Regions from separate parts of the Homo sapiens genome. Here region 2 is linked to region 1. Evidence: read pairs that join two places in POLR2A ChIA-PET (ENCODE). Cell type or tissue: Panc1. All regions are shown on one strand. Links, peaks and the distances in the headings refer to the core of each region. The heading gives the core; the rest is flanking DNA.

Evidence for each region. Peaks named below come from ENCODE experiments on the same cell type or tissue, not always from the same donor. Only the 100,000 strongest peaks of a DNase experiment are listed, where the experiment ranks them.
Region 2: POLR2A ChIA-PET joins it to region 1 with 17 read pairs; 2 of 35 experiments call an interaction of 5 or more read pairs at or near these places.

What each region holds. Positions count from the first base shown.
Region 1 is chr1:6,837,858-6,853,386 of GRCh38, reverse strand. All of the region lies in intron 3 of CAMTA1 (calmodulin binding transcription activator 1), which reads right to left. LOC124903832 (a long non-coding RNA gene) reads right to left here. Exons shown (of 2, transcript XR_007065449.1): 2 at 1,242-15,529. Among named protein-coding and RNA genes, the nearest start is that of CAMTA1, 60 kb to the right of the region's middle. In Panc1, for the core only: no CTCF peak of the experiment used is centred there; no DNase peak of the experiment used is centred there.
Region 2 is chr1:6,955,481-6,971,009 of GRCh38, reverse strand. All of the region lies in intron 3 of CAMTA1 (calmodulin binding transcription activator 1), which reads right to left. Among named protein-coding and RNA genes, the nearest start is that of CAMTA1-AS3, 51 kb to the left of the region's middle. RefSeq lists enhancers at 1,151-1,651, 13,463-13,992, 13,993-14,523, 14,524-15,053 and silencers at 7,671-7,720, 7,961-8,200, 8,431-8,530. In Panc1, for the core only: no CTCF peak of the experiment used is centred there; DNase peaks (open chromatin) are centred at 7,943 and 8,204; H3K4me3 peaks cover 609 bases; H3K27ac peaks cover 1,431 bases.

The DNA.
Region 1 (15,529 bases), core at 4,411-12,410:
ACAACATGTGTCCTTGACTTATCAAAGTCTCAAGTAAATTAATATTTTTACCACTTCCTGGGCAATGAAAAGACCGTAAGATATTAACTTTTATTTAACACCCCCACAACTTATATGCTACTACTATATTTTTAAATTCTATGTGTATTTTAAACCACAAATAATTATTTTACCCAACAGTGTTCATTTACATTTACCATCTTATTTCTCCTTTCTTTGGTCTTCACTTTTCCACGCATCTTAAAGCTGCCATGCAGGATCATTTCTCTTCTGCCAAAGACCAATCTTTCTATTATTCCCTTTAGTGCAGGTCTGGTGTAATTAACTCTGTGATACTGTGATATAATAAGAAACATATATTTGGTCTTCATTTCAAGTTCCTGGCATTGAGCCCTGAAACACGGTAGTAAGAAGAGCAGACATACCTGAGTTTATGATGAGAGGACTCTCGGGAGAATGGCGACTGGTTACCAAAGCAACCAATCATGTGATTAGAGGATTCAGACTTTCATCCCCTGTCACTCTGCTCCCCACCCCACCACCTCCTGGGAAGGGAGAGAGGTTAGAGACTGAGTTCAATAACCAACGGCCAATGGCCAATGATTTGATCAATCATGCCTTCGTAATAGAGCCTCCATAAAAACCCAAACAACAGAGTCCAGACAGCTTCCGGGATGGTGAACACATAGGGGAGCTGGGAGGGTGACTCACCTGGAGAGGGTGTGCAAGTTCTGAGTTCCTCCCCATACCCTGCCCTATGCATCTCTCTTTTAGCTGTTCCTGAATTGTATTCTGTATAATCAACAGGTAAACCTAGGTAAATGTTTCCCTGTTTTGTGAGCCATTCTAGCAAATCACTGAATCTGAGGAGGGGGTTATAGGAATCACTTCATAGCAGTCGGTAAGAAATATCGGAGACCTGGACTTGCAATTGGTTTCTAAGCAATCTTGTGAGGCCAAGCTCTCAACCTGTGAAGCAAGTAATTCCAGGCAGTTAGTATCCAAATTGAGTTAAATTGCAGAATACCCGGAGTCCACAGAGAACTGGAGAATTGGTTGGTATGAAAAAAACCCTACACATTTGGTATGAGAAGTTTTGTGAGTGTAGAAGAAAGAGAATTGGGGTTTTGGCTTTTTCTTTTAAATCCTTCTCATTTTTGTTGATCTAAAGAAGTGATAATTTTGTCCTCACTTTTGAAGGGTATAACATTCTAGTTTGGCTGTTTACCTTCTTTTTTACATTTTTAAAACATTAGTTCATTGCCTTCTGAGAAGGATGCACTATTACATCTATTGAGAAATTAGCTGTCAATCTCACTGCTCTTTTCAATGTAGTACGTAGTTTTTCTCTGGTTACTTTTTTTTTTTTTTTTTGGAGATAGAGTCTCACTCTCACCTAGGCTGGAGTACTTTGGTGGGATCTTGGCTCACTGCAATATCTGCCTTCTGGGTTCAAGCAATTCTCGTGCCTCAGCCTCCCAAGTGGCTGGAATTACAGGCGTGCACCACCACGCCCGGCTAATTTTTGTATTTTTAGTAGAGACAGGGTTTCACCATGTCAGCCAGGCTGGTCTCGAACTCCCGGCCTCAACTGATCTGCCCACCTCAGCCTCCCAAGTGGCTGGGATTACAGGCATGAACCATCATGCCCAGCTAATTTTTGTATTTTTAGTAGAGATGGGGTTTTGCCACATTGGCTAGGCTGATCTCAAACTTCTGGCCTCAAGTGATCCATCCGCCTCAGTCTCCCAAAGAGCTGGGATCACAGGAGTGAGCCACCGCACCTGGCCTCTGGTTACTATTAAAATGTTCTCCTTATCTTAGATTTCTGGTAGTATTTTTTAAATCTGTGATGAGATGGCTTTTGCCTGTTATGAACAATTCTCAGCTATCATCACTCCAAATACTGCTTCTGCAGCACTCCTCCTTCCTTTCCTACTAGGATTTCAATTACATGTTGGTTAGACCTTTCCACAGAATCCCTAAGACTCACTCTATAATGTATGTCCAGACCATTTTTATTTCCATATTTCATTCTGAACATTTGTTTTCTACTTATTACTAATGTACTGCTAAACCCATTAACTGACATCTTAATTTCATTTACAGTCCTTTAACTCTACAGTTTACATTTGGTTTTTCTACTGGGGAGGGGGTGGTGTGGTTCCAATTTCCCTATTCTTAATCTTTTAACTCCGTAAACATACTACATACCTTACCCTTTTCTAATAACTTCACTATCTGGATCCCTGTCGATCCACTTCCATAGTCTGTTGTTTCTCTTGGCGTTCAGTAACATTGTCTTAAATCCTCATCTGCCTGGTGATTTCTGAGTGCCAAACATTGTAAATAAACATAGAGCTCATCTGAGGTTCTGAGTGATGTTATCTTCTTCTATTAATGAAAGAAATTATACTTGCTTCTTTCCAGAACACCTTGATCCAGCCAGGAACTGAGAGGGTCTGGAGCTGGACTTCAATACCTGTTAGGAGCTACTATCTCTAAGATATAGGCTTTTGGGTCTCCTACTCAAAGCCTAAGAAGTTTTCCTGCTCCCTGATCTGAGCCAAACTCCAATTTTTGTCCTCCGCCCTCTGAGTCTAACAAAAACTCTGTTCAGCCGTCCAGCTTCTCATCTGCCTAATTCTTCTGGAATGAGCAGATTCCTCTGGGAAAGAAATGACTGCAAATGCTGGTCTCACATCTTGGGCTTCCCTACCTCATCACCACGCCCCACCTCTTACACCCACAAATCTTCACTATTTTGTTAACTCTCCATTTCCTTCACATAAATTTTGTTTTAAATTTTGTCCATCATCTCGACTTGCTCTCAGCAGGAAATAAGGCCCAACAACTTAGTCTATCATCAACCAGAAAAATCTTCCCTACTCTCCCTTTTTCACTCTTTGTGGGTCTACCCCTTCTGTAATTCCTGTCATTTTATCAAAATTTTGGAAGGATGGAAGATAAAGACATCTTCAATGAGTCCTACTTAACCAGAAACCTTCAGTTATTCATTTTTTTGATAGATCATTTAGATATGAAGGATATTAAACCTCTGCCTGTCAAATCTATGGCAAATACTTTTCCTAGTTTGCCATTTACACTTTAATTTTATGATATTTTTAGCACACAGACATGCTGGATTTACATGAAAATTTCTTAGTCTTTTCTTTCTGTTATAATTAGAATGGGTATGGTCCTTCCTAACTTGAACACAAAGTAAGTATTGACCCACGTTTTCTCCTAATATTTTTACTATTTTCAATTTCTACATTTAATTTTTAGATTTATTTTGGTATAAGGCATGAGGTGGGGACCTAAACTAACTTTTTTTTTTTTTTTTTTTTCTGAGACAAAGTCTTGCTCTGTCGCCCAGGTTGGATTGCAGTTGCATGATCTCGGCTCATTGCAACCTCCACCTCCCAGGTTCAAGTGATTCTCGTGCCTCAGCCTGCCAAGTAGCTGGGATTACAGGCATGCGTCACCACATCTGGCTAATTTTTGTATTTTTAGTAGAGACGGGGTTTTGCCATGTTGGCCAGGCCAGTCTTGAACTCCTGACTTCAAGTGATCCTCCTGCCTCAGCCTCCCAAAGTGCTGGGATTACAGGCATGTGCCACCACATCCGGCCTAACCTAATATTTTTTAAGTGGTAAGCCAATTGTCCCAAATGTCCATTTAAATAAACAGCCCTCCATTTCCTCCTCAAAACTGTACCTTTATCATATACTAAATATATATATATATAATTTTTTTTTTCCTTAACACTTCTATAATTTTACTCTGCACCTTGGCACTGCTGATCCCTATTGCTCAGTCTCCTTGCTACTATGTCCTGCCTTGGTTTCTGTAACTCTCCCAGCTCCCCTCATCTTCAACTATTCCTTCTTAGTCTCCTTTGTAGGCTCAATTTCCTTTCTATGTCCCCTCTCTCATTTCATCCTCTCTCATTTTCCAGCCTCCTTCAGTTCATTTCTGGAAGCTCTTTCTTCTCTCATTCTCCTACTCTCCAAGGAAAATTTTATCCGTACTCTCAGCTTCTTTGAGCTCTCTCTAGGTCCCAAATCTACATCCAACTGCTTTCTAGGATCTCTAGATGTTCCCCAGGTGCTCCAAGCTCAACCATACAAATGAAAATACAGTATGTCCTGAAACCTGCTCTTCTTTATGTATTTCATTATCTACAGTACCACCATCACTCAAACCAGAATCTCAGGAATTTCTCCTCTCCTTCACCGTGAAAGGATCCAGAATAAGCCACTATAGCATAAAAATTATTTTGAGCTGAAGGCATTTGAGTTCCTGAAACCCCTTATCTGCCTAAAAGCAGAGCCTCCCAAAAGAACTCAAAGAACTCAATTGTCATGAACCCTTTCCCACAGGGGCAACTCTAATCATCTGAGATGAGAAGACAACCAAACAGAAAATGTCACGAAAATATACAGCTTCCATTTATTCTCCTATGAGCCCATTTATCTTTCCAAATAGTTCTTTGTTTTCCCGGAAGTACCCTTTCTCCCTCTCCTCTTCATCTATTAAGATGGTGCATAAACCCCAAATTCTAACAACTCTTTTCAGTCACATTTATTTGTGAACTCCCCTAAGTATTTACAAAATTAAAATCTACCTTTTCTCTTGCTAATCTATCATCTGTCAGTTTAATTCAAAGGCCCTCAAGTACTGAACCTAACAGAGTAGAGAAAAAGTGTGACAGGATCACGTCTTAGAGGTCACATAAATGCTACTAACTCTACCTCCCAAGTCAGATCCTTCGCTACTGCCAATGTCTAAAAACAGGTCTTAGTTACTACCTCTGGGATGGATTCCTCACCAGACTCCCAGCGTTCTTCCAAACCATTCTCTACATGGTCCACAGGGTAACTGCATAAAATAAAAATCTGCTCATTTTCCTCTTCTGATTAAACTGTGCTAAAAGGCCAGATGCAGTAGCTTATGCCTGTAATCCCAATACTTTGGGAGGACGAAACGGGAGGACCACTTGAGACTAGGAGTTCAAGGCCGGGGAAATGTAGGGAGACTCTGTCTTTACAAAATAAAAATAAAACTATTAGCCAGATATGGTGGTGCACCCCTGTGGTCTCAGCCACGCTGGAGGCTGAGGTATGAGAGGATTGTTTGAGGCCAAGGAGTTGAAGTCTATGGTGAGCTATGATCAAGCTGGGAGACAGAGTGAGACCTTCAAAGAAAACAACAACAAAAAAATCTGTTAAAATGTAAACCCAGGCTGGTGTGGTGGCTCATGCCTGTAATCCTGGCACACTGGTGAGGTGGGTGGATCACCTGTGGTCAAGAGTTTGAGACCAGCCTGGTCACTATGGTGAAACTCTTTTTCTACTAGAAATAAAAATCTTAGGCCAGGCGCGGAGGCTCATACCTGTAATCCCAGCACTTTGGGAGGCTGAGGCAGGCAGATTACGAGGTCAGGAGTTCAAGACCAGCCTGACCAACATGCTGAAACCCCGTCTCTACTAAAAATACAAAAAAAAAAAAAAATTAGCTGGGTGCCACATGCGTGCCTGTAATCCCAGCTACTCAGGAGGCTGAGACAGAAGAATCACTTGAACCCGGGAGACGGAGGTTGCAGTGAGCAGAGATCCCGCCACTGTACTCCAGCCTGGGTGACAGAGGGGGACTCCATCTCAAAAAAAAAAAAAAGTTAGCTGGGGGTGGCAGTGCATGCCTGTAATCCCAGCTACTAGGGAGGCTGAGGCAGGAAGAATTGCTTGAACCCAGGAGGCAGAGGTTGCAGTCAGCCGAAATCACACCACTGCACTCCAGCTTGGGTGACAGGGTAAGACTCTGTCTCAAAAAAAAAAAAACAAAATTTAAACGCAACGTGGCATACATAGCCTTCTATGATCTAGCTGCTACTCTCTAACCTTAACTCATCCATCTCTCTCCTTAAACCCTAAACTAGCCATAGCGAATTATCCAAGCAACTCAAACTACTTCCTTCTTCCGTTCCTTTGCACAGGAAAGGAAGTATTAATAGTTTGACTAAACGTAGTACCTTCAGCCCAGAAAGTTTTCTTGCTGATTCTCTTTGTCTGCCTAGCAAACTTTCTAATCATCTTCAAAATACAGCTTTAGTGTCATTTTTAAAAAAAAAATCCATCCTTCACTTGAGGCCAGGAGTTCGAGACATGCCTGACCAACACAGCAAAACCCCATCTCTACTAAAAAGTAGAAAAATAAGCCAGGCGCAGTGGCACAAGCCTATAATCCCAGCTACTCGGTAGGCTGAGGCAAAAGAACAGCTTGAACCCAGGAGGCAGAGGTTGCAGTGAGCCAAGATGGCGCCACTGCACTCCAGCCTGGGAGATAGAGCAAGATTCCGTCTCCAAAAAAAAAAAAAAATCCATCCTTCATGTGCTCAAGCAGACCATCACTGCTCCTTTTTGCCGCAGATACATCTTATACACACATACTTTATAATTCTATTATACCTTTTATACCATATTGCAATCATTTTTTATGTCTGTCTTCCCTCCAAGACTATGGCTGCCTTTTATTTACTTCCAATTAGCCAGACTTACATACTGACCAAGAGTGTCTCCTTGACCAAACTCTAGCCAAGCTCCTCTGAATCCTCTTCCCAACTAGGTCTTCAGTGTCAACCTTCAGTATCCATCCTTGTCTGTCTAGCCTAGTTTTAGCAAGAATTCTGTCAATATGGTTTAGTAATACTAATGATTCTTTATTATTATAAATTTAATCCATGTAGAAATAACCTGTGTTTTGGGACTCCTTTTAGTTAAAAAGTTGACAAAAAGCTAGAAGTCTTCGTAACTACAGCTAAAAATGTTTCTAGTTTTTGCATATAAATGATACAAGCTACTCTGTTTTTGAACTTTTTAAAAAACCTTCATATCCATTTCCTTACTATGGTACAACTACAGCCCCAGGCAGGAAAGCTGCATATCTTTATTTGGGCAATTGTCTCCTTATAAAGAGAATAAAAAGAGCCATAACAAACATTCAAATGAAAAGTGGCTCCACGTAAATGGAGAGTAGATAAGGGCATTTTCCAATAGTTTGAGATGATGAGAATATCTCAGATTATCAAAACAGATTTGATATGAAAGTTTTAATGAATCTGTAAAACCTACTTTTAAGTATAAGTAAAGAAATCCTAGTTCAAATTTTAAAACCAAATATACATGGTGAAAAGTGAGAAAATGTATCTTATATGGTTTGGCTGTGTCCCCACCCAAATCTCACCTTGAACTGTAATAATTCCCATGTGTCAAGGGCGGGGCCAGGTGGAGATAATTGAATCATGGGGACTGTTTCCCCCATATTGTTCTCATGGTAGTGAATGAGTCTCAAGAGATCTGATGGTTTTATAAACGGGAGTTCCCCTGCACATTCTCTCGTCTGCCATGTATGACATGCCTTTGCTTCTCCTTTGCCTTCTGCCATGATTGTGAGGCCTCCCCAGCCATGTGGAATTGTGAGTCCATTAAACCTCTTTCCTTTATAAATTATCCAGTCTCAGGTATGTCTTTACTAGGAGCATGAGAACGGACTAATACAATATCCCATTAACCTATTTTCAAAACTTATTCCCAGACCTGTCAGGAGACCTTGAGGTCTGTCATTAACAAACAGATCTTAGTTACTACGCTCTAGCTTTCCAAAGAATAGCAGTGTAGAGTAACATAGATACAACCTGCTAAGAAGCAATTACTAAACTGAAACTTCCATATCTCCAAGAAGCAGCACTTAAATCATCCATGGTAACATTGTTTCTTTAAAGTTTTCAACATGTGGCAGTTTTGTTTAAGTAAATAACAGCTTTATTGAGATATAATTCACAAATCATAAAGTCCACTCACTTAAAGTATATTTTTTAATATATGCACAGAGTTGTGCAACCATCACTATTGCAGCTTTTAACTCAATTTGGTTAGGCTAGAATTTTCTCAGGATTCCCTTCCCTGAATCTGGACAAGATTTAAAAAGCGAAAAGTAAAACCACCATTACTTCCTGAGGGCCGAGGTAGTTAGAGGTGGTAGCAGATATAAACGGAGATGCCAGAGGGTTCCAGCTTGTCCACGTGCTGCTTCTGTCACTAGCTTTTTCCCCCAACTGCCGGCCTTGTCAGCGAACAGAAGCCCCTGGACCATCAGCTGCTGGCCAGCAGACCTAGAGAAGTGATTGCTATGCAGAGGTAATAGCTTTTCATAGACTTTTTCATCAGCTTTCCTTTGTGGTCCCGTTCTAGCAGCTGCTCATGCCTGGCTTCTCAGAGCCTCCCACAAGTTCTAACTCAGCCACCCGTACAGGTGCTTCAGGAGAGGTGCTTTCGTGGCTCTTCTCTGGTCCTCTAATTCTTCCTTCCAGACTGTCATTTTTCCAGCTTTTCCCCACAGTTGTAAAATATCTTATTGCTATAAAAAATAAATCCCTTATTACATAATACAGTGGTTCTGCTTCCCTGACTGAATCCTGACTGATATCCACGAGTTACTTATGTGTCCTTAAACAATAGCTTAGCATTGACTCTTTGAACTTTAGAAAACTAGAATCTGATCGTATGTATTCTGTGAGAATCTTCTTCTATGGTGCTGCATGTAGCTGTATTTTGCTCATTTCTCACTGCTGTTCAATAATCTACTCTACACCATATACCATTTCAGTAAACTTTTTTTTTTTTTTTTTTTTTTTTGGACACAGGGTCTCTCTCACTCTGTCACCCAAGCTGGAGTGTAGTGGCACAATCTCAGCTCACCACAACCTCCACCTCCCAGGCCCAAGCAATTCTCCCACCTCAGGCTCCCAAGTAGCTGGGACTACAGGCACGCACCTCTATGCTGGGCTAATTTTTGCATTTTTTTTTTTTTTTTTTTTGTAATGCAATGGTTTTGTCATGTTGCCCAGGCTGGTCTTGAACTCCTGGGCTCCAGCATCTGCCTGCCTCAGCCTCCCAAAGTGCTGGGATTACTGGCGCGAGCCACTGTGCCCAGCCCCATTTCAGTGAACTTTTTATTAAAATATTATATACAAACAGGAAACAGCACAAATTGTAAATATATTTGTGTGTATGTGTGCATGTGTATCACACCTGTCATCAAGAAAGAACATTACCAACACCCCAGAAGCCCTGCTAATATATCCTCCCTACTCTCCAAAGGTAACTACATCTCCTGACTTGCAACACCATAAATTAATTTTGCCTTTGTTTTGAACCTGTATACAGAATCAAACAATATATATTCTGAGTGTCTGGTTTCTTTCTCTCAACATTATGTTTGTGAGAGTTACTCACTTCTTGAATATTCATCAATTCATTAGTTTTCACAGCTATACAGTCTGTCAAGAATATACATAAGGAGTAGAACTGCTGGGCTTTATGGTGTGCAAATCTTCCACTCTCATAGATAATTCTAGTTTCCCAAAGTGGTTAAACTAATGTAGATTCCCATCAGCAGTACATGAAAGCTCCCCCTGCTCTGTTTCTTGCTGACACCTGATGGTGTCTTTTTTAATTTGGCCACGCAGATGTATAAGGGCATCTAAATTATACTGAAGCTGTTGTGGGAGTATGTCAATGTCATAGAGAATTATAAAAAAGTTTGGGGCCGGGCGCAGTGGCTCATGCCTATAATCCCAGCACTTTGGGAAGCTGAGGCAGGTGGATCACCTGAGATCAGGACTTTGAGACCAGCCTGGCCAACATGGTGAAACCCTGCCTCTACTAAAAATACTAAAATTAGCAGGGCATGGTGGTGCGTGCCTGTAATCCCAGCTACCTGGGAGACTGAGGCGGAAGAACTGCACAATGAGGATGGTTAAGTTACTCTCATACTAATAAAACTATCCTCAAGGAAAAAATTATAAGAGACCATTAACAGCCAATCTCTATTCTGAGAACTCCCTATATCAGGTTTGAGCTAACCTCTTGATCACTTTTCTGGATCTTTCCCTGACCAAACCAAAAACACAAAGTTTTCTAACTGAAATTCCTCAGAAACTGATCACCTTGTAAAATACTGTCTTTCCAAATTGGATGACCACTTATCAGGAATGCTCATCTCACAGTGTTCCAAGACTGGGTAGGGAATGGAATGGACATCTAAGAACCTTAAGCTGTAGAAAGAACAGCAGCTCAAAGATGGAGACAGACTATGGGAGGAAAAGAAGAAAAAATAATTCCCACATGTTACAAATAGCTGCTTCGTCATATTAGGCTATTCAGAAAGGAAAAAAGTGTAAAGAAGGCAACGTGAAAAACAGAAATGAACAAACTGTGCCCTACCAGTACCAAGCTTTGAGTACCGTATACTGCTTAGGAGTTTTAATCCAAATTCAGACGTGTCAGTTGATTCAAATGATCTACATTTTAATAATATAACTGTACATTTAATAATGACCACTTGCCTATTACAAATGTTCCCCTCCAGATTTCCTTTTGCTTCCTTCTTTTTTTTTTTTGAGATGGAGACTTGCTCTTGTCACCCAGGCTGGAGTGCAATGGCACGACCTCAGCTCACTGCAACCTCCACCTCCCGGGTTCAAGCAATTCTCCTGCCTTGGCCTCCCGAGTAGCTGGGATTACAGGCATGCACCACCATGCCCAGCTAATTTTCTTGTATTTTTAATAGAGACGTGGTTTCACCATGTTGGCCAGGCTGGTCTCGAACTCCTGACCTCAGGTGATCCACCTGCCTCGGCCTCCCAAAGTGCTGGGATTTACAGGTATGAGCCGCCACGCCTGGCCCTTTTGCTTACTTTTAACCACAATTTGTTTAAGCACAGTGAAGACTTCTTTTGAAAGCAGTCAACAGTAGATTTAAGGCTGTAGTTCTTAGCCCTGGCTGCACTTCAGAATCTCCTAGGGAGCTTTTTAAAATCCTCAGTTTGGGCCCTATCCCTGAGACTCCAGTTGAATTAGTTTGTGGTAGGGCCCAGGTCGTGATATGTTTACAAATCTGTCCTGGTGAGTCTAACATGCAGCAGGGCTGCGAACCACCCATATGAAGGAGGAGCACTGACTGGACTAGGAGCAGGAGGAGGCCTGGCTCTTCTGAGCCTCACGGCGAGGGCGTTTTTACACTCACTATGACGCCCACTTGTTCCTAAACACCCTTTAAGACCAGCACCTCTCCCACTTGAGAGCCACTGGGTCCAGGAATGAATGGGTCTGCACTAACTTGGTCTTCCACCTCTGTGAGCATGTTGTGGAGTGAATAAATGTTATTAAAACGTAACAAAGTAAAGAAAGAAATGGAGGCAGGCCTACAATTTAGCGGGTGAGGAGAGAAGAGCAGAAGTGTAAGGGAAGTGGTTGGGGGGCAGGAGAGGAAAGGAGATGTCCCTCCACCATGGCGCTGAGTCTGGGCAAGATCATGGCTGATCCAGGCTCCCCAGGAAGAAAGGGCAGAGGTTCTACACTGACTTCAAAGATTTGGCCACCACCCGTGGAATGACAGCATCTGAGGTGGGCTTGCGGGCCCTGTAGTGGCTGCTGACAAGGATCCTGTCCACTGACCCAGGCGCAAGCAACAGGAGTCATCAGTACCTTCTGCTGTTCTATTAAAAATAACCCTGTGAATTTCACTTTCATATGTCCCCATCCCTATAAACCATTTCTTGGTTTCACTCCAGGTTCTTCATCCAGTTAATCTCTTCCAGTAGACACTACACTAATGCCCCTTCCTTCCAGCAGTCGTCCCTGAACCTCTGTTCCACATTCCGTCTCCCATTTCATCCTCTCAGAGCTGTCCTCTGTGCTTTTCCTTTGTAATTCTTGCCACTATTTACTTTCCTTCAAAGCAAAACTGCCACCAAGAACCATTAAGATGTGTAGCCTCCACGTCCTCACCTCGCTGGCTCTTCAACTCACTCCCATTGGGCCACCGCACCAACACTCCACTGGAACCACCCATTGAGGTTACTAATCAGTTGACCAAATCCAACAATGACTTCTCCGTCCTCATTTTATCCAACTTCCCAGTAACCTTTGTGATACCCTCTGTGAAAGGAAGAACAGGAACCCCAAAGATATACACACCCTAATCCCCAGAACCTGTAAATAAATAACATCACAAGGCAAAGGGGAATTAAGGCTGAAGATAGAATTTAGGTTGTTAATCAGCTGACCTTAAAATAGGAAAATTATCCTGGATTATCCAGGTGGACTCGGCGTAATTAAAAGGGTCCTTAAAAGTGGAAGAAAGAGGCAGAAGAGGTCAGGGTGAGTGAATGAGAAGAGAGCAGGGTCACAAAGACTCTACGTCGCTGGCATCAAGGATGAAGGAGGGAGCCACAAGCCAAGGAACATTAAGCAGACTCTAGAAGGTGGAACAAACAAGGAAACAGATTCCTCTCTAGGGCCTCCATAAAGAACATGGCCCTGCTGGCACCCTGATGGCAACCCAGTGAGACCCATGTCAGATGACTGACCTACAGAACAGTTAAGAAATCTGTGTTGTTTTAAGCCACTAAATTTGTGATAACTGGTTACAGTAGCAAACATAAAAGTGACGCACCCTCCTTAAAACATGTCCTTCTCCTGGCTTCCACTTCACACCTGCCTGCCTCAGCACTGCCTCCCTGGCTCCCCTGCAGCCTCCTGTGCTGGCTCCTCCTGCACTGCTCGGGGCTTAGTCTCCCTTTCTCCATCTATCTTCTGCATCCCAGGTGATCTCACCTAGTCTATGGCTTTAAATGTCACCTGCGCATTGACGGCTCTCCAATTTTTATCTCCAGACAGGACCTCTCCCCAGACTTATGGAAGTTGCCTATTCAACATCATCACTCTGGTGTCTAACAGACATCTCACAACCAGGACATCCCAGAAGAACACTCTTAATCTCCACTTCCTTGTCTCACTGACGAGCCCCAGCACCAACGCAGTAGCTGAGGCCACAAAATTTCTCCTTTCCTTTACCCCCTACATCCAATCCCATGAATTGACAGCTCCACCTCTGAAATACATCCACTTCTCACTCCCTCCACCCCCACCGTCATTTCTTACCAAGATCACCAGTTATCGCAACAGACTCTTAACTGGTCTCTCTGCTTCCCCTGACTGCCACACAGTAGCCAAGAAAGCCTTTGAACATAAAGCTTCATATTATGTTGCTCACTTCCTAATAGCTCATCCTCCAATAACTTCATGTTGCCCTTAAAACAAAATCTCAACTCTTTTTTTTTTGAGACGGTGTTCCGCTCTTGTTGCCCAGGCTGGAGTGCAATGGCACGATCTCGACTCACTGCAACCTCTGCCTCCCAGGTTCAAGCAATTCTCCTGCCTCAGCCTCCGAGTAGCTGGGATTACAGGCATGTGCCACCACGCCCGGCTAATTTTGTATTTTTAGTAGAGATGGGGTTTCATCATGTTGGTCACGCTGGTCTTGAACTCCTGACCTCAGGTGATCTGCCCACCTCGGCCTCCCAGAGTACTGGGATTACAGGCGTGAGCCACTGTGCCCGACCCAAAATCTCAACTCTTTATGCCTACTTGGCACAACAAGATCTAGCCCTTACCTACCTCACCCAGCTCATCTGCCAGATCCCCACACTGTTCCAATCAACAACTTTTTTTTTCACATTTCCTCAAAGCAAGCACATTCCTGCCTCAGGGCCTTTGCACAGGCTATTACCTTTGCCTAGAATATTCCTCCCCCAGATACTCAAGTAGCTGGCTTTCCTTTATCATTCAGTTCTCAGCTCAAATATAACTTCCTAAGAAAGGCCTTTCCTACGAAATCTACTGATGTGCTCACACCTCAGTACCCTGCTCTACTTTGTTCTTAGCACACTCAGAAATCCTCACCTACTTGTTTACTTTTGTATTGTTTTCCCTCTAAACGATAAGCTCCATGAGAATTGGAACCTCATCTTATACCCTCAGCAACTCCAACTAGTGCCTGGCACATAGTAGGCCCTCAAAAATATTGCTGAATGCATAAATGATGGCATTAAATTAAATGGAATTTTGGGGGGGTTTTTTGTTTTTTGTTTTTTGTTTTTTTAAGAGAGTCTCGCTCTGTCGCCCAGGCTGGAGTGCAGTGGCACGATCTCGACTCACTGCAACCTCTGCCTCCCGGGTTCAAGTGATTCTCCTGCCTCAGCCTCCCGAGTAGCTGGGATTACAGGCACATGCCACCATGCCCAGCTAATTTATTGTATTTTTAGTAGGAACAGGGTTTCACCATGTTAGCCAGGATGGTATCGATCTCCCGACCTTGTGATCTGCCCGCCTCAGCCTCCCAAAGTGCTGAGATTACAGGCGTGAGCCACCATACCCAGCCAAAATTAAATGGAACATTAATAAACAGTCGATAAACATAATGTTGGCTGAGCACGATGGCTCACACCTGTAATCCCAGCACTTTGGGAGGCTGAGGCAAGAGGATCATTTGAGGCCAGGAATTCAAGACCAGCCTGGGCAAGACAGCAAGATCCTGTCTCCACAAAAAATAAAAAACGTTGCCAGGCATGGTGTCCCATGCCTGTAGTCCTAACCATTCAGGAGGCTGAGGCAGGAGGATCTCTTGGGTCCAGGAATTTGAAGCTGCAGTGAGCTATAATCGCACCATTGCACTCCAGCCTGGGTGACAGAGAGAGAATCTGTCTCAGTCAATCAAGAAACAAACATGATGCTGTGGATCACTGTCAAAAAATGCCTAACAGATATATAACATATTAAGAGAAAAGCCAGGTTATAGAACTACATGTACAGTAAACCTATTCTGGGTTAATAAATATAGAAAAAATGCCCACACCGGCACAGAGAAATATCTGTAGATACATATATCAGAAAGAAATCTGAAAGAAAAAAATCTGAAGATACATAATTAGAAATTGTTCACTTCAGATGGTAGAGTTCAGAGTGGTTTGGCCATCTCTCTATTGGTGATGTGCTGTATAAATTGCCTTTCCTGGGCTTCATGCTTCTACCTGGAAAGAGCTCCTTCACAGGGGACATGCTGGCTTCCTGCCTCACCCTCACTCGCCCCTTAGACAGGAGTGAATTCCCTGACTGATGAGTCTGAGATTAAGAACCAAGCATGTCTGCCGCAGTTCTTCCTTCCGTGGTTGTGGGAATCCATTTGCACACAGGGAGCGCACATTTTGCTCCTCTCCTCTGCATCACAAGCTTTTCTGGGGTAGCTCCCATGGATCTGCTTGGTGCTGTCAGTGACTATCACCAAGCCAGACTGTTTAATTCAGAAACAGAGTATTACAGCCCACTTGAGCACTAGACTAAATGATATTTGTTGACAGAAGTCTTTACTCATTCATTCAATGAACAGTCCCTGGACACTCCAGGGACTATTGTATATACTTAGAACAGTGCCTGCCATACATACATGTATGCCATGTCCACCTGGCATAAGATCCCTGTCCACCTGGAACTTAAGAGTCTAGCAGTGGCAGCCAGACAATACACAGTGAAAAGATGTAATTTACACAGTATATTAGATGATGACAAATGCTAATTCCAAAACACTTATGCCTCACTACCCCCATTTATGAAATAAAAAATACATA
Region 2 (15,529 bases), core at 3,638-11,637, 120 kb before region 1:
CAGAGGGTCTTCCCTCCAAAGGCCAGGGAGTGAAGTTTGGAGCCAGGCTGACAGGGCCGGCCTGGTTTAGGAAAGGAGAGGCTGGAAACAGACACAGCAGTGGTCCCTGCAGAGGACCACAGCCAGCAACGGTCCATGCAGACACTACCACTGGCCTCAGGGAACACCTGGCTGTTCATTCTCCTGAGGTTGTTGGGTCTGTTCTGTTCTCCATCTGTCTCCTTTTGCCAGGTTATCTTCAGATCTCCACTGAGATAGCACTTGCTATAGTAGAATGTCCTGACCCACCAGGACTGGATGATACGTCCTGAACAGGTGCTCTAGTAGCCCCCTGTGCTTCTGATATGCACATCGATCACATTCCTAACTATTGCCTGCTTGTCTCTCCCATCCCAACATCAGTTCTGTGGAGTCTTCAGACTCACGGTATCCTTCAGGCCTCAGGTGGAGTCCCTGGGTCCTGTCGCCACATCCTTTGCCAGGCCCTTGGAGTGACCCCCTCCAAGCCGAGAGTCCCTGGCCTGGCAAGAACCCCCATTACCTCCTCACCGATGCTGGTCTGGGACCGGCCTCCACTCCTTCTGCTGCCTCCCACTCCCTGCCACCCATTCCGCCTCCTGGAATGCTGTCTGTGAGCACTCCACGGCTCCAATACATATGGAGGATGCTTATGGCACGTCGTGCAAGCAAAGCAGGACATAAGGTCCCGTACACATTAGGATTACAGATACACTAAATATATGCATGTGGACCAAAAAAGGCACAGAGATGCGCTGAAATCACTGAGAGTGGTAGGGAAATGGAAATGTTTTCTTTCCATGTCCCTCAATTTCTGGAAGATTATTATATAATTTTATAACAAAAATACATTTGTAATTTAAAATAGTCTTACAGAGATGGTGAACAAATTAGTGGTTGACTGGGGTTAGAGATCCTGGGAGGGAGAGGGTGAGTTGACCACACAGGGTTGGTGGGAGGATGTCTGTGGAGATGGAACAATTCTGCACCTTGACTGTGGTGGTGGTGACACAAATTTGCACGTGTGACATGAAGCAACACAGAACTGCACATGTGCACTGTATCGACATCTGGGTCCTGGCTGTGATACTGTCAGGTAAGATGAAGCCATTGCAGAAAGGAGACCAAGGCTACATGAGGCCCCCTGAACTCTCTTTGCAAATTCCTGTAATAATAATAAATAAATTTCAAAATAAAAAGTTTAAAATACATCTAACTATGGTCTACACCCATTGCTGAGGAATGTGGATGAAGTTTAAATCGTAGGCCTACACTGGCTTTGAAGGCCAATAAACACCCATCCAACCTTTATTTTGTAAATATGGGAAGACACAGAGCCTGCAAAGAAACCCCAAAGGTAGGTGCCCATCTCACAGATGAGGAAGCTGAGGCAGGAAAAGTGCACTGAGCTGGAACAAGCCTGAAGTCCAAGGCCTGCATGAAAAAGCTCATCTCACTGGGCACCACCAGTTCCCACTACATCATCTGGGCCCTCCTCACCGCCCCAAAGCAGATGTGATCATCCGGGGGAGGAGCCGGACCAGGTTCCAGGGCAAGCGGCAGTCCAACGGCTGGAGCCCAGGAACCCTCACCCAACCTAGCCGCTCACTCCCCCAACCTGGCCGCCTTTACTTCTGCAGCGTTCCTTGCCCCTTCTAGCTCCACTCAGGTCACAGGCATCCCGCTGCCGCCTCCACAAACCACAAACACCACCTCCTTCCTGCCCAGACTCCAAGTTCAGAGCCCCCAACCTGCATCCTGCTCAGAAGCTGCCTGATTTAGCATGGCTCGGGCTGATCCAACAAGTGCCCTTTGCGGTAGACAAGGCATCTGGTTTAGCCCTCACTGAAAATGCCCACGGAGGCCAAGCAAGGACCCCTATGTATCTCAGCTGCCATTCTTGACCTCTTCTGGTCCACTCACCACAACCAGGAGCTTTCTAAGGCAAGACTGGCCCCTCTCTGTCCCGATAAAGTCAAACCCTTTAAATGTCCCTCAACTTGGCAAGACAGACTAGCTCCTTGGAGACAGACACCCCCTCGCCCCGTGCCTCTGCAGCCCACCTCAGCACACCTGTCCTCCACTAGCTCCATGCTGCAGCCACACTGGCGACTTGCAGCTCCCTAGTCACATCCCGCATTCTCTCCTTGAAGCACCTGCACATTCTGTTCCCTCTGACCAGGATGTTCTTCCCTGTAACCCGCCTCCCCCAAGCCCCCACCTCCACTCTCTCTATCCGTCTCCTTTTGCCAGGGTATCTTCAGATCTCCACTTAGATAGCACTTGCTACGGTAGAATTTCCGGTAGAATTTCCTGACCCACCGGGAATGGATGATACGTCCTGAACAGGTGCTCCAGTAACCCCTTGTGCTTCCGAGACACACATCGATCACAATCCTAACTACTGCCTGCTTGTCTCTCCTACCCTAACATCAGTTCCATGAGGACAAGGACCATATGCACTGCCCAGCACAGCACCTGGCACGCAGTAGGCACACAGTAAACATTTGTCATATAAATGAATTTCTGATGAAGAAGCTGACGTGACTTCCTGAGGCCATATACAAGGCAGGGAGCGGGGAGGAGAACTCTGGCGGTATCTCCACCGTGGGGGCTATGATCTTTCCAACCAAATAAAGGACGGGAGAGGGGCAAGGGCCATCCTTCCAGACTCTACTTCCGATCTTGTCCCAGCACAGAAAGAGCGGAGGGCAAGCCACGATACATGCCTTGCTCTCTCTGGGAGATTTCTAGATGCTGGAAAACACACCCGGGGCCACATTAAGAGCCGTTTTCTCGGCACACCAAGCGGACAGCCGACTGCTCCTGAGGGTGCCATCTGGGGCAGGGAGGGGCCAACGGAATTCGTGGGTTCCATGATGCAGGAGTAGAGGAAGCTATCTCCACAGCAAAGGGAATGAGCTGCTGAACGCTGCCAGCTCAGTTTGGCAATTTATCGATGTTCTTCGAGTTAAAGCATTATTACTAGTTTGCATATTTATAATGTGCCCTCTGGTTATTAACTGTGATATAATGCCAACTGAGAAAACCAAGAGACCTCAGAAATATTTACATAGCAGCATAATTAAGACTAAGAGCTGAGTCACCCAGGGATCCTACCGATTTTTCTGGAAGAGAAAAAATAGGACATTCTGACTTCACCCCCTGCCCTAAGATTCTCCCTAAATCTGAGCCAGGCAGAAGCCCACTGTGCCTCCTCCAATATCACTCTCAGCCTTCAGCAGAGATGCATGTCACCATCTATGAAATGCACAATTGCTTCCTCTCCACAGCAGCCTCAGCCCAGACTTTTCAAATGCTGGCTGAACCACACAGCACAGCCAGAGCTCATGGAGAGGAGCGGATGTGAGGCAGGAACACGTGGCCACCAGCCTAAGCTGCCCTAGAGCCCTCAACCACACCAACATCCCCTGGGAATCCTCAAACCTAGTGGCTGAAGGTCCCCTGAGATAGAGAATGCTCTCTGAATGGCAAGCAACAAAGACCCTCCCAGGACCCTAGCAGCAATCCTGGAGTCAGCCCTGAGGCCACATTCGCGGGTGGGGAGCTGGGAGGTGCAAAGCATGGGCTCTATGTTTTCCAGAGGAAACGCAGTTCCACCCCCCACCCCACCCCATCTCACTCCCTTCATCAACCCCCTATGTCTCCCTCAATCTAGAACTCCATTTTCTGAAAAAATTCAGGTGGGTTCCAATGGGCTTAACCCTGATTTTTTGGTTTTTTTGTTTTTGAAATGGAGTCTCACTCTGTCACCCAGGCTGGAGTGCAGTGGCACAGTCTCGGCTCACTGCAACCTCCACCTCCTGGGTTCAAGCAATTCTCCTGTCTCAGCTTCCCAAGCAGCTGGGACTACAGGTGCACACCACCACACCTGGCTACCTTCCGTATTTTAGTAGAGACAGGGTTTCACCATATTGGTCAGGCTGGTCTCAAACTCCTGACCTCAGGTGATCCACCCACCTCGGCCTCCCAAAGTGCTGGGATTACAGGCGTGAGCCACCGTGCCCAGTCTCAACCATGAATTTTTTCATGAGTATCTTTTACAATAAAAAAGGTTTTGGCCGGGCACGGTGGCTCATGCCTGTAATCCCAACACTTTGGGAGGCTGAGGAGGATGGATTGCCTGAGCTTAGGAGTTCGAGACCAGCCTGGGCAACACGGTGAAATCCAGTCTCTACTAAAATACAAAAAAATTATCTGGGCATGCCAGCATGTGCCTATAATCCCAGCTACTTGGAAGGCTGAGGCAGGAGAATTGCTAGAACCCAGGAGGTGGAGGTTGCAGTGAGCCGAAATCACACCACTTGCACTCCAGCCTGGGCAACAAAGCAAGACTCTGTCTCTAAAAAAAAAAAAAAAGGTTTCAAAAGTGTTTAGGGAAAATCAGCTGATGAATACATAAATAGAACGTATCTGTTCAGTGGAATATTACTCAGCCATAAAAAGGAATGAAGTTCTGGCACGTGCCACAGCATAAATGAACCTGGAAAACATTCTGCTGGGGGAAAGAAGCCAGAGACAAAAGGAAAAATACTGTATGGTTCCATTTATATGAAATGACCAGAGGCAGCAAATCAATAGAGACAGAAGTAGATGTATGGTCGTTTAGGGCTAGGGAGGATGAGGGGGTTGGGGTGACGGCTAAGAAGTGAGGGGTTTCTCTTGGGGTAACACAAATGTCCTAAAATAGACTGGGGCAATGGTTGCACGTTTTTGTGAATATACTAAAAGCCATGGAATTGAATACTTAAAATGAGTAAATTGCGTGATATGTTAATTACATCGTAATTTTAAAAATTAAAAAAGTGGGAAAAATTCCTGTTTGTCCTGGTGTGGGGCTTGAATCTGAGAGTGGCAGTCTCATCTAGGTCAGCCTGTGACAGGCACCTGGCCAGCGCGCAGCCCTGTGAAGCCTAACTCCTTCTCCTCTCCCGATGGTGTCCCCTCCCCATCCCCGAGATCCCCCACACACTCCCAAAGCCCTAGCTTGTTCTTGACCTAGGAAGCTGCTGCGACCAGTCCCAGAAAGATCCCAAGACAGAAAATCTAGTTTCCACAGGACACAACAAGCAGTAACTAATGCCAGACGTGCGGCATCGAGCTTGCAATAAATGTCATCCTGTTTGGCTTCTGAAAGGGTCTCTGATATGCAGTTAATGCCGCATTCAGGCTCCATCCAGACCTCATCACGGCGATATGCAAATGCAGCTTTTGTCACAACCGGCACTAACTCTAATAACTCCCAAAGCGAAAATGTTCTCATAAAAACCACCATAAAAAGTCCCTTATTTTATTGCCAGCTAAGTTTTCTTTACTTGTTGTCAGGACTTTCTCCTCACTGTTGATTAGCTAACAGGCGGCACGTCCATTTTTTTTCCTTTAGAGAAACCAGGGCACACAATCACCAACCTGTCCCCTCCCTCCATCTAGAGCCGCCTTGCTTCAGCTGCTACCAGTGCCCAGCCCCCTCTGAGCCAGGGGGGCTAATAAACCACATTTACCTTCCCCCACAGGCAGCTGAAATGCATTACCTTTGGTCTGCTGGTTGCACTCCCTGGTCAAATGGGAATATAAAAACCAGCCTTATTTATAACAACAGAATGCCTCTGCTCAAGTTAGAGCTGGCTGCGTGCCCCCTACACACACACCCACACACATACACACATGCACAGACACAAGCACACACTTAAACATGTGCATGCCCCCAGGAGCACGTGCCCACACACATGCACACATGCACAGACACACACAAGCACACAAAGTCATACACACACACTCATGCTCATACCACACTCACTACTTTTCCCGAAGTGGCTTTCACATATTAATACATCTCACCAGAAATACAGCCCTTCCGCTGGCCCTGCTTCTTCCTTGCCAGCACCATGCACCCAAGTAAGAGAGGGTCAGGCAAGTCTCCCAGACAAGACCCTCCCTCTCTGTTAGCACAGACTCTAAGTCTCTACCTGCTGCTCTGCGACCCTTGGAGGAGGGCTCAAAGCCCCTCCAACACAAGACAGCTCTTTCCCAGCCGACCCGGCCTCTCCTTCCCAGCTCTCAAAAAAGACACGGTGGAAGACAGTCCCCTACTTCCATCCACAAAGGCCTTCAGCTGACTCGTCTCTCCATAGAAATCTCCTGGTCCTCCTTCCAGAGAATCCCTGGCGGCATCTCACAAGCAACATATACTGAGTGCTTCCTGCATGAGGCCTCTTGGAGAATCCAGCCACTCCTCTAAGCACCTCAAAGGGACCAAAGCAAAACAGCGTCTGCGGGGATTTCTTATAAAAGTGTACAAAGGAATGAGTGTATCAGTCACGTTTCTACTTGTGACATTAGCCTGTGGGGGCAAGAGAATAAGAAAATGTAGCCTCCTTAGTATAAAGTGTCCATATGGACCTACAGAGTGGCTACTACCAGAAATATGCTTTCTCCAACCTGGGAGAGAGGCAGCCATGGCTTTTCCACCCAAGAAACAAAGACTGCAGTGTCAGATAAAAGGTGGGACCTAGGCACAGTTCTTCCAAGTTCTATGACATCCTCTGAGACACTGCAGATGGAACATCCAGAGAAGCCATCACGTTGTGCCCCTGTACAAAACAGCCAGGACGCTGCGCCCTCCCCAGGTACCCAGGACGCTGCACCCTCCGGGGGCACCGAGGACACTGCACTCCTACATGAACACCCAGGACTCCGCACCCCTATACAGACCCAGGACACACCACTCCTACCCAGACCTCCAGGACGCTGCACCCCTACCCAGGCACCCAGGCCCCTGCACTCCTACATGAACACCCAGGACACTGAACCTACCCAGATCCTCAAGACACTGCACCCCTACCTGGGCACCCAAGGTACTGTGCCCCCACCCAAAGCACCCAGGACACTGCAACCAAACCAGACACCCAGGATTCTGTATCCTACCCAGGCACTCAGGACTCTGTACCCCTAACCAGGCACCCAGGATTCTGCACCCCTATCTGGGCACCCAGGACGCTGTGCCTCACCCAGAGCACCCAGGACACTGGGTCTTCTGCGACAGGCGCCCCAGCCTTTAGCAGGACCCAGTGTCCCCCAGGGCACAAAGGGAAGGAAACTGAAGTGGAACAAGGGCCCTGGCCCTTTCCCATTGTTAGGGTCAGGGCTCTTGGCCCATGGTGAGGGGCGTCTCTGCTCGCACGGTCGCCACCTCCAGTCCGCAAAGCGCAGCTCCCCGAGCCGCGCCCAGCCCCCAGGCCCCGGGAGCGCGCCCCCCCAGCCAGGTCAGCAGCCCGCCCCACCAGGTCTGGGGAGGGGTCGGAGAGCGGACAGGTGCAGGCGGGTTGAGGCGCCGCCTTGCCCGATGCTTCCCCTGGCAGCTCTGCTTCCTTTACTCGGGGTTTTAAAGGTCATGTTCTCCGTCAGCGGAAACATTCTACATGACACTTCTGAGACAGAGGCTCCTTTAGAGGCATTTAATCCAAGAAAGGCACCCCCTGAAGAACAGGGTTTATAGGTCACGGCTCAGACGGCCTATAAATCACGCTTGCCGCTGCGGGGCGCCAGGCGGGAGCTTGAAGGCCAGGAAAACAGGGTGGGGCCCGATTGGAAAGAGGGGTGGCTCCAGAGGGGCGGCGCGGGCAAGGAGGGGCCAAAAGGGATGGAGGGCGGGGCCAGTCACAGGGCAAGGCCGGGATGGAAAGCGGGGGGGGGGGGGGGGCCAGGTGGGTGGGAGGAGCCAGATGGGGCGGGGCCCATAAAGGAAAGATGGGTAGTTCCAAAGGGGCGGGGCGGGTGAGGAGGAGCCAAAAGAGATGGAGGCTGGAGCCTGCCAAGGAGCTGGGTCAAAATGGAAGGTGGAGTGGGTGAGGCCAGAGGGTGGGATGGGTCAAATGAAGGCGGGGCCCTAATGGACAGAGGGGTTGGTCCAGAGGAGAAGGGCCACAAGGAATGGAGAATGGGGTCTGCCACAGGGCGGGGCCAGGGTGGAAGGTGGGAATGGGCAGGGCCAGACGGGTGAAAGGGGCCAAATGAGGGCGGGGCCCCAACTGAAAGAGGGGTGGGTCCAGAGGAGCTCGGCAGGCAAGGAGGGACCAAAAGGGATGGAGGGTGGGGCCAGTCACAGGGCAAGGCAGGGATGGAAAGCAGGGGAGTGGGTGGGGCCAGATGGGTGGGAGGAGCCAGATGGGTGCGGGCCCAAAAAGAGGGGTGGGTCCAGAGGAGCTCGGTGGGCAAGGACGAAAAGGGATGGAGGATGGGGCCAGCCATGGGGCAGGGGCAGGATAAAAGGCAGGGAGTGGGTGGGGCCACGTGGGTGGGTGGAACCAGACAGGGGCAGGTCCACAGAGGAAAGAGGGGTGGGTCCAGAGGGGCGGGGCGGGTGAAACGGAGCCAAAAAGGAGGGGTGGGGCCAGGTGGGAAGGCTGGATGTGGGCGGGGCAAGATGGGTGGATGGGACCAGACGAGGGCAGGTCCATAAAGGAAACGGGATAGGTTCTGAGGGGGCGGGGCTGGCAGGGAGAGAGGAACCAAAACGGAAAGGGTGGGGCTATAGAAAGGGTGGGCCCGGGGAAGAGGCCAAATCGGAGGGCGGGCCCAGAGGGGGAGTGGAAGGGAGGAGGGGCGGGGCGGGGTGGGGAGGGGCAGGCGCTCTCCTCCAGCTGCCCCTGGCCCCTCGCCCCAGGGACCAGCCTCCCAGCAAGGACCAGCTGACCTGGGGGGAGTAAAATGAGGTGGGTGTCCCCGCTGCACAGGCCGGGGACACAGCGTCACCTGTTGTCTGAGACCTGCGTGCCTTGTCGGGGTCCACCATGTATCTGGCACTCGGAGCACACGTGTGTCCTGAATAAATCGGGGCCCCGGCAGAGGCATGAGACAGAGGCGTGAGGCCCAAAGCAGCAGGCTCCAGGCTCTTGCGCGCCACGGACACCGCGAGGGAGACACGTTTGGGGACAGCCCGGAGGCTGAGGGGGCTTGGCTTTGACCCGACAGGGCAAAGGACTGCCATACCGGAAGACGCTGGACTGGCCGCCGGGGAGAGATGCACAGCGCCTTCCCTCCCTCCCCAGGAAAAGGGGCTTCCCTGCAACAACCTCTGAGCAAGGCGCACTCTGGCCGTCCTCCCAGGGACACCCAGCCAGACGCCCCTTCTAGTTTAGAGGCTGGGGGCAAGCCCGGTGAGAAAGAATCAGTCTAGTCCTCGTTTGCACCCAGTTTTCAAACATTCAAGCTGGGCTGGTCCTGCGGTATTCATGTCCTTTGGAGACCGAGAATGAATGGGCTTGGATCAATTCAATCAATCCCCTCAAAATGTTAAAAACCTAAGAAAGGTCACTGCCAGTGAATATTCCTTTCAGAAGCCTCACCCTCCCCACCCGCCCCAAACTCCAGAACTATGTGTCAAGGAAACATGACTGAGAGCCCTGGGCTCTCACGCCCCCGGCTCAGCCCAGGCTGCCACTGGGCCCAGGGTGAACACAGGACCCAAGCAATGGCCAGCAGGAACGCATGGTGGTCGGCAGGCAGCGCACCTTCTTGCCGGCCCAGCACCCAAGGTCTTACCAGCACCCCAATTCCCTACACGGTCACGATGGTGGCGCCTGAACTGGGAGGGACGTGACGTGCAGAGCTCATCCCAGCAAGTCTGTCCTTCAGTTCCCGCTAGGTCAGTCCCTCTGGCCTCCCCAAAGCCCTTCCTTCCAGCGTGCTCCTTCTGCAAGCTACTTAGATCCTCACAACAGAATCCCTGTTTAGCTTAATTTAGCTAGAGTTGGTTTCCACGGCTTACAACAAAGGAAACTTAACTGCATCGCAGCCCAATCGCTTTCTCCAAACCTTCCTAAATTCAGACAAGTTAGGGAAAAGAAGAGTGAAATGAGAATTCATTCCAGAAACTCCCCTAATAAGAATCACTATATACAATCTGTAGCTACAAAATCACTTTAAGCAGATGTTTTCACTCCAGGCTGCCTGGGTTTAAAACTCCCAGCTCTACCACTTACCAGATGTATGATATTGAGAAGTTACACAACCTCTCTGAGCCTCAGTGTCCTCACCTGTAAAACAGGCTCATCATAGAACTAACTGATGTCATGGGGTTATAAAGGCTAAATCCTTTCACATATGTAAAGAGCTTAGAACAAGACCTGCACAAAGTAAGAGCTCTGTGCTTGGTCACTGAAATCAAATTAAACCATCCACTGGTCCTCCATGTATGCATCATTTCCTCAGCACCCACTGCACACGCAGCACTGCCCCAGGCACAATGACACAAAGGCAGAGTGGGCTCTGCCCTCGAGAAGTCGCTGTCTAGCTGGAGAGACAGACTTGTAAACACATAAATCCGTGTCCGATGTGATAAGACTATTCCGGAGGTATCAACAGAGTGCTGTGGGACATGGAGGAGGAGTGATTAATTTTGCTTCAGGCGGTGGGGGAGTCTTTGCCGAGGAGGTGACATTTGAGCTGGACTTTGAAAGACGAGCTCTCCACAGAACTAAATCTGGACCCAGTGCCAAGAGAGTCAGCCTGGAAAATCAATCCAGCCACCGGGAGGAGGGGCAGTCGGCCCAGACTGCCTTCCCAATGACTCCCTGCCCTGGAGGACACGCAGCTCCTCCAAAATGGGGGCCCACACTGTCCCTGGAGCCCAGGCCAGGCCTCTGTTTCTAACTTGGCCTCATTTTCCCTCCATCTGGCCCCCTCCACTCACGTCTCGTTTAACTGCTCTCTGCCCCCAGGAAAACTCCTCTGGTCTCTGCCCCTTGAAAGCAACTTGCATTTTCTTTCTCCAAGAACAAAAATCATCATAATTGCTTTTAAATTACATCCTACCTTTATAGAATGCTTTACAGATTTCAAGAAAAATTAAACATAGAATAACAGTCAAGGTCAGAGCTTAATCCTAACTCTGCCACCAACTACCTGGTGACCTGGGACTGGTTATTTAATTTCTCATGCCTCAATTTCCTCATCTGTAAAATGGAATCACAGGGTTGCTATGGGGATACAATGATGAACAGGCACGCAGTGTTTAGAGCAGGATCTGGTGAAGAGTGGGTCCTCAGTGAGTGCCTTCATGTGTGTCCTCTCCCACCCTGGGTCTCTCTGCTCTGCCCATGGGACCTGAGTGACTCTGTGATTCATGCAGAAGGGGTGCTGCAGAAGGCCAGACCTGAATCTGAACCCGGCTCAGCTCTGGGCTTACTAGTTACTTACTAGTGAAGTGACCTTACAAGAGCAACGTAACCTCAAGGAAAATGGGGCAGTCAGGGCTGTCTCACAGACTATGGAGATGATTCCTAAGATAATGCATGCCACGCTTGGCTACCTACTATGAAAGACACGCTCAGTCAACATTAGCTACTTTTATTAACAATAAATACTTTCCTGGCACCTGACTTTATGCCTCATCTCCGTGATGAGGCTATGACCTCTTTTGCAGCCTGAGGCAAATCTCACTGGCACTTGCGGCCCCACCATCCCCTGCCCGGGACCCGGTACACCGGTAGGCACCCGGGAAACACTGACTGACAATCTGATTACCAGTCGCCCTGGGCCTGCTCTGAGCAAGTGGCTTCATCCAGCTCAGCTTAGTGGTAAGCAGTGGTGCCCAAGGCCGCCGCTTCCTGCAAACTCCCTCACAGTGTCCCCGTGTCCTATGGGGGACCCCTCCACCTGCCCCAGCCTCCCACAGGCACACATCCATCTCTTCTTCACAGCGTCTGAGCTACTGGCTCAGAGAGGACTGTGGCCACCCTTTTCTCCCAGAACACACTGTGTACAAATCTGTGATTTCCCCTGGATATCTATATAATTTTTTCAATACAAACTGAACCAAGGATGAGCATGTTTTCAGGACTCTCTGCAGAATTGCTGATGTTATTTTTGAATTGTCGGCAGCAAGGACTCTGCCAAAATACTCAAGGTCAAGAGACCAGCATGGTTCTAGGCAATCTGTACCTCTTAAAACAGTGACAAATATGTTATTTAATTTTAATGAGCTTTTTTGCATCTCAAATCTAATTACAGCATTATCAAGTACTGCTTTGAACTGCAGGTGGCTTCTCATTACGTGTGCGAAGCCTGCCACGAGCATTTTTCGTGAATACTAATAACTGCTTAATTTTACTATCCGCTTAAAAAAAAATAAAAACTTTCAGCAACTTACAAGGCTGGGCTTTATAAAGCATCTGTGGAGGGTGAGCCACACAGCAACGCAGCTTAATTAAAAAAAATAAATACTGTATGTGGCCACCCTGGAGGGTGACAGCTCGGGAAGCTGCAGAGGGGTGGTGGACTAGGCTGGGAGGAGATTCGCTTCATGCACTTCTTGGAGGCTCTGTTTTATTGCAGGCTTATTGCGTCACATTCAAATTTCCCAATTTGCTTGCAGTTCAGGGAGAACGGTTCCGTCAACAGATTTTCTGGGTGACGGACTTCAGTAATAGGCCTGGAGCTGGAGGTCCCTGGGGATGCGCTCCAGAAATCTGTTGTGTGGACAGGTCCAGGGAGATGCCTGGAAATTCATCAGAGAACCTGTCCGAGAGGAGAGTCCAGCTGCCTCTCCGCCAGGCTGGGATGAAAGAGCAGAGGTGGCCAGGGGGTCCGGGGCTGCGGATGAGACGCTCTGCAATCCCAGAATGGTGAAAGTTTTCAAAACCTGTGGCCATGACTCCCTGCTGGTGGGTTTGTGCAGCGTCTGGAGTTTGTGTGTTGTTCGTTTATTTTGAAAACTGTTAAAGCTGAACTTTATCTTATACCAGCAGGCTTCCCGATTTGCACCTTCTCCAGGGAGGGGCCTAGGGGAAAGGTGGATGCTAATGCTAGGTTCTCCAGGAAGGAAAGGGTGCACACTTACCATTTTCATTCAGGGAGACTCCCACACAGTCTGGGAAGCCATGGGGTATGTCCACTCCTGGGTTTTGTTCACGAAAGACCACACCCTGTCTCTGACTGGGAGCCCCTAGAAAATGCAAGTGACATCTGAGGTGCAGGCCGAGTCCAGTGCTGACAGGCGGGAGGGAACAGAGAGGCTGTTCTCTCTCTGATTTCCTGTAGGACCAGCTCAGCTTTGCTTCCTCACGTCTGATCCTTGCCTGTGCCCAGCTCAGAGGGCACAAAAGTCAAGCTGGCTCAAAGCCCTACTCTCCACCTGCCTGTGGCAGGCAGAATAATGGCCCCCTAAAGATGTCCACGTCATAATCCTCAAAACCTGTGAATATACTACGTTACATGGTGAAAGGGAATTAAGACTGTAGATGTGATTAAGGCAACTAATCAGCTGATCTCGAGATGGAAACAATCACCTTAGTGTACTCATGTACCCAATGGAATCACATGAGTCCTTACAAATGGAAGATAAAGAAGAGGCAGAAGAGAGAGTCAGAGAACTATGATGTTCTCTGAAAGAGACTTGACTTGCCAGTGCTGGCTTTGACGACGGAGGAAGGGGCCACCAATCAAGGGATGCAGGTGACCTCTGAAAGCTGGAAAAGCCAATGCAACGGATTATCTCCCAGAGTCCAGAATAGAACACAGCCCTGCCAACACCTTGATTTTAAAACACCGAGACCCATGTCAAAATCAAGACCCAACTTCTGCCTTTGGAGCTGCAAGATAGTACATTTGTGTCACTTTAAGCCACCAAGTCTATGGTAGTTTGTGATAGCAGCCACAGAAAGTGAATACGCTGCTAAGAGCTGACCTGGAGGCAGACAGCAGGGCCCCCAGTGTCAGCATCACCAGTCCCAGTGCTGGCCACATTCAGGCTGGGGTGGGGTAAGAGCATCCTGTAACACCTCATCAGTTGCATCCTTCCCCCTTAGATCTGCGGCATACATGCTTCTTTCCCAAAGAGCGCATCTGAAGCAAGCCTCCATCATCCCTCTGTTGAATCACATGGTTTCTTAGGTCCCAGCCCCACATCCAAGGCGCTCTGATTCGTGGGTTTTGTCTTGAAGTTTGTCATTTAGCATAAGAAGGGCAGGCCTCGCAGCCCAGCTGGGAAGACTGCAGCAGCTCAGCTGGGCCCCCACCAAGGCCATGCTGGCCCGACCGCTACTAACTAACTAATCCCACCCAGGCCTCTTGCTGGCCATGCCTCCTCGGGATGAGGGTGGAGGAGCCTCAAACAAAGCCACACCTCAAGGCAGAAAGCATCCCTGGTGTCAGCTTGTCAGGCAGATGCTCTGCTCCCACAGTCCCGACAGACAGAGGGAGTTAATGGGCCAACACTGAGCCCTTTGTTTTTATAAGAGAACAAGTGGTTTATGACAAAGAACAAAGTTTCCCTCTTTACGAGGCCATCCTTGGTGCTCCCTCTCCAAGCCCATTAAGCCTGGTTATCTCTTACACAACACCGCCACACAGGTACTGCTGCCACCGACAAGTTCATTTAAGAGAATTTATAGCCTAATTGTGCAGCTGTTGCCTTCTGAGTCAGTTTTAAGAGATTGTTACACAAGCAGTGTCATAATTTAGTCATGTTTTCATCTCACAACTATACTGTAATTACTGTTGTTAACAGCAAATGGTAAACAAGAGAGTGAAGAGGACCAGCCAAAGAGAGTACTCACAAACCGTGCATCAAGCAGGGGCAAGGGAGAAATGACACTTGGGACCCTGCAGAGCTCTCCAGAAAGCCCACAAGGCCCCATCAGCCTCTGAGGTTGGCCATGAGCTTCAAGCACATAGTATGCACCTGAGTATTCACCTGGAGGGAAGGGGGAATATTTTCTGCCTCCCAAATTCCTACTAGAAACTAGGGTGCTGATAGGAGATCAGGGACCCCACCATAGTGAGCAGCCTCTGGCCCTGCTAGTTCATCTCTGCTTCCATGGAGAGCTGCCGGGGCCAGAATGCAATAGACCTCCAGGTGGTTCTGGACTCAGGGATTGGGGAGCCCCAAGCGGTGTGCATGAAACTGAGGCGACGCTCAGTACGTATCTGAGGCTCTGCTGCAGCACCTGCTCGAGCGGAAGATACTGAAAAACCCTGCAAAGGACTTGCCGGAAGCTGCAGGAACAGCCCTGACCCTTGCCTCCTCAGTGCATGCTTCCCTCCCTGCTGCTGCCTGAAGGGTTATTGATTTGCACAGGAAGACCCGCGGGAGAAAATCCCTCTGACAGCCTTGACTCTGCTGGGCATGGTGCAGGATGGAGGTCAGGCCACACAGTCCTGGCAGCTGACCTCTGCCCCATCCAAATGGCTTCTTGCTCCACAAGCAACAAAATGCCCCCATCAGAGCTCAGTGGGGCTCAGCTAGACACGTGTTCACTAAGCCCCGTGAACATCTTACCAGGCACGGAGCTAGGGACCGGGCACAGCAACATCACTCCAGGTAGGGCCTTCAGGAGAAACCTGATCTGACTCAACAGTCACAACAATAGTAGTAATACTGGTTGCCACCGCACACCTGACAGCCATCCTAAGCTTTGAGGCTTTCTTGTTATCCCCAGTTTATAGAGAAGGTAAATAGCCTGTCCAGGGCCACAAGGCCAGGACTCCACCC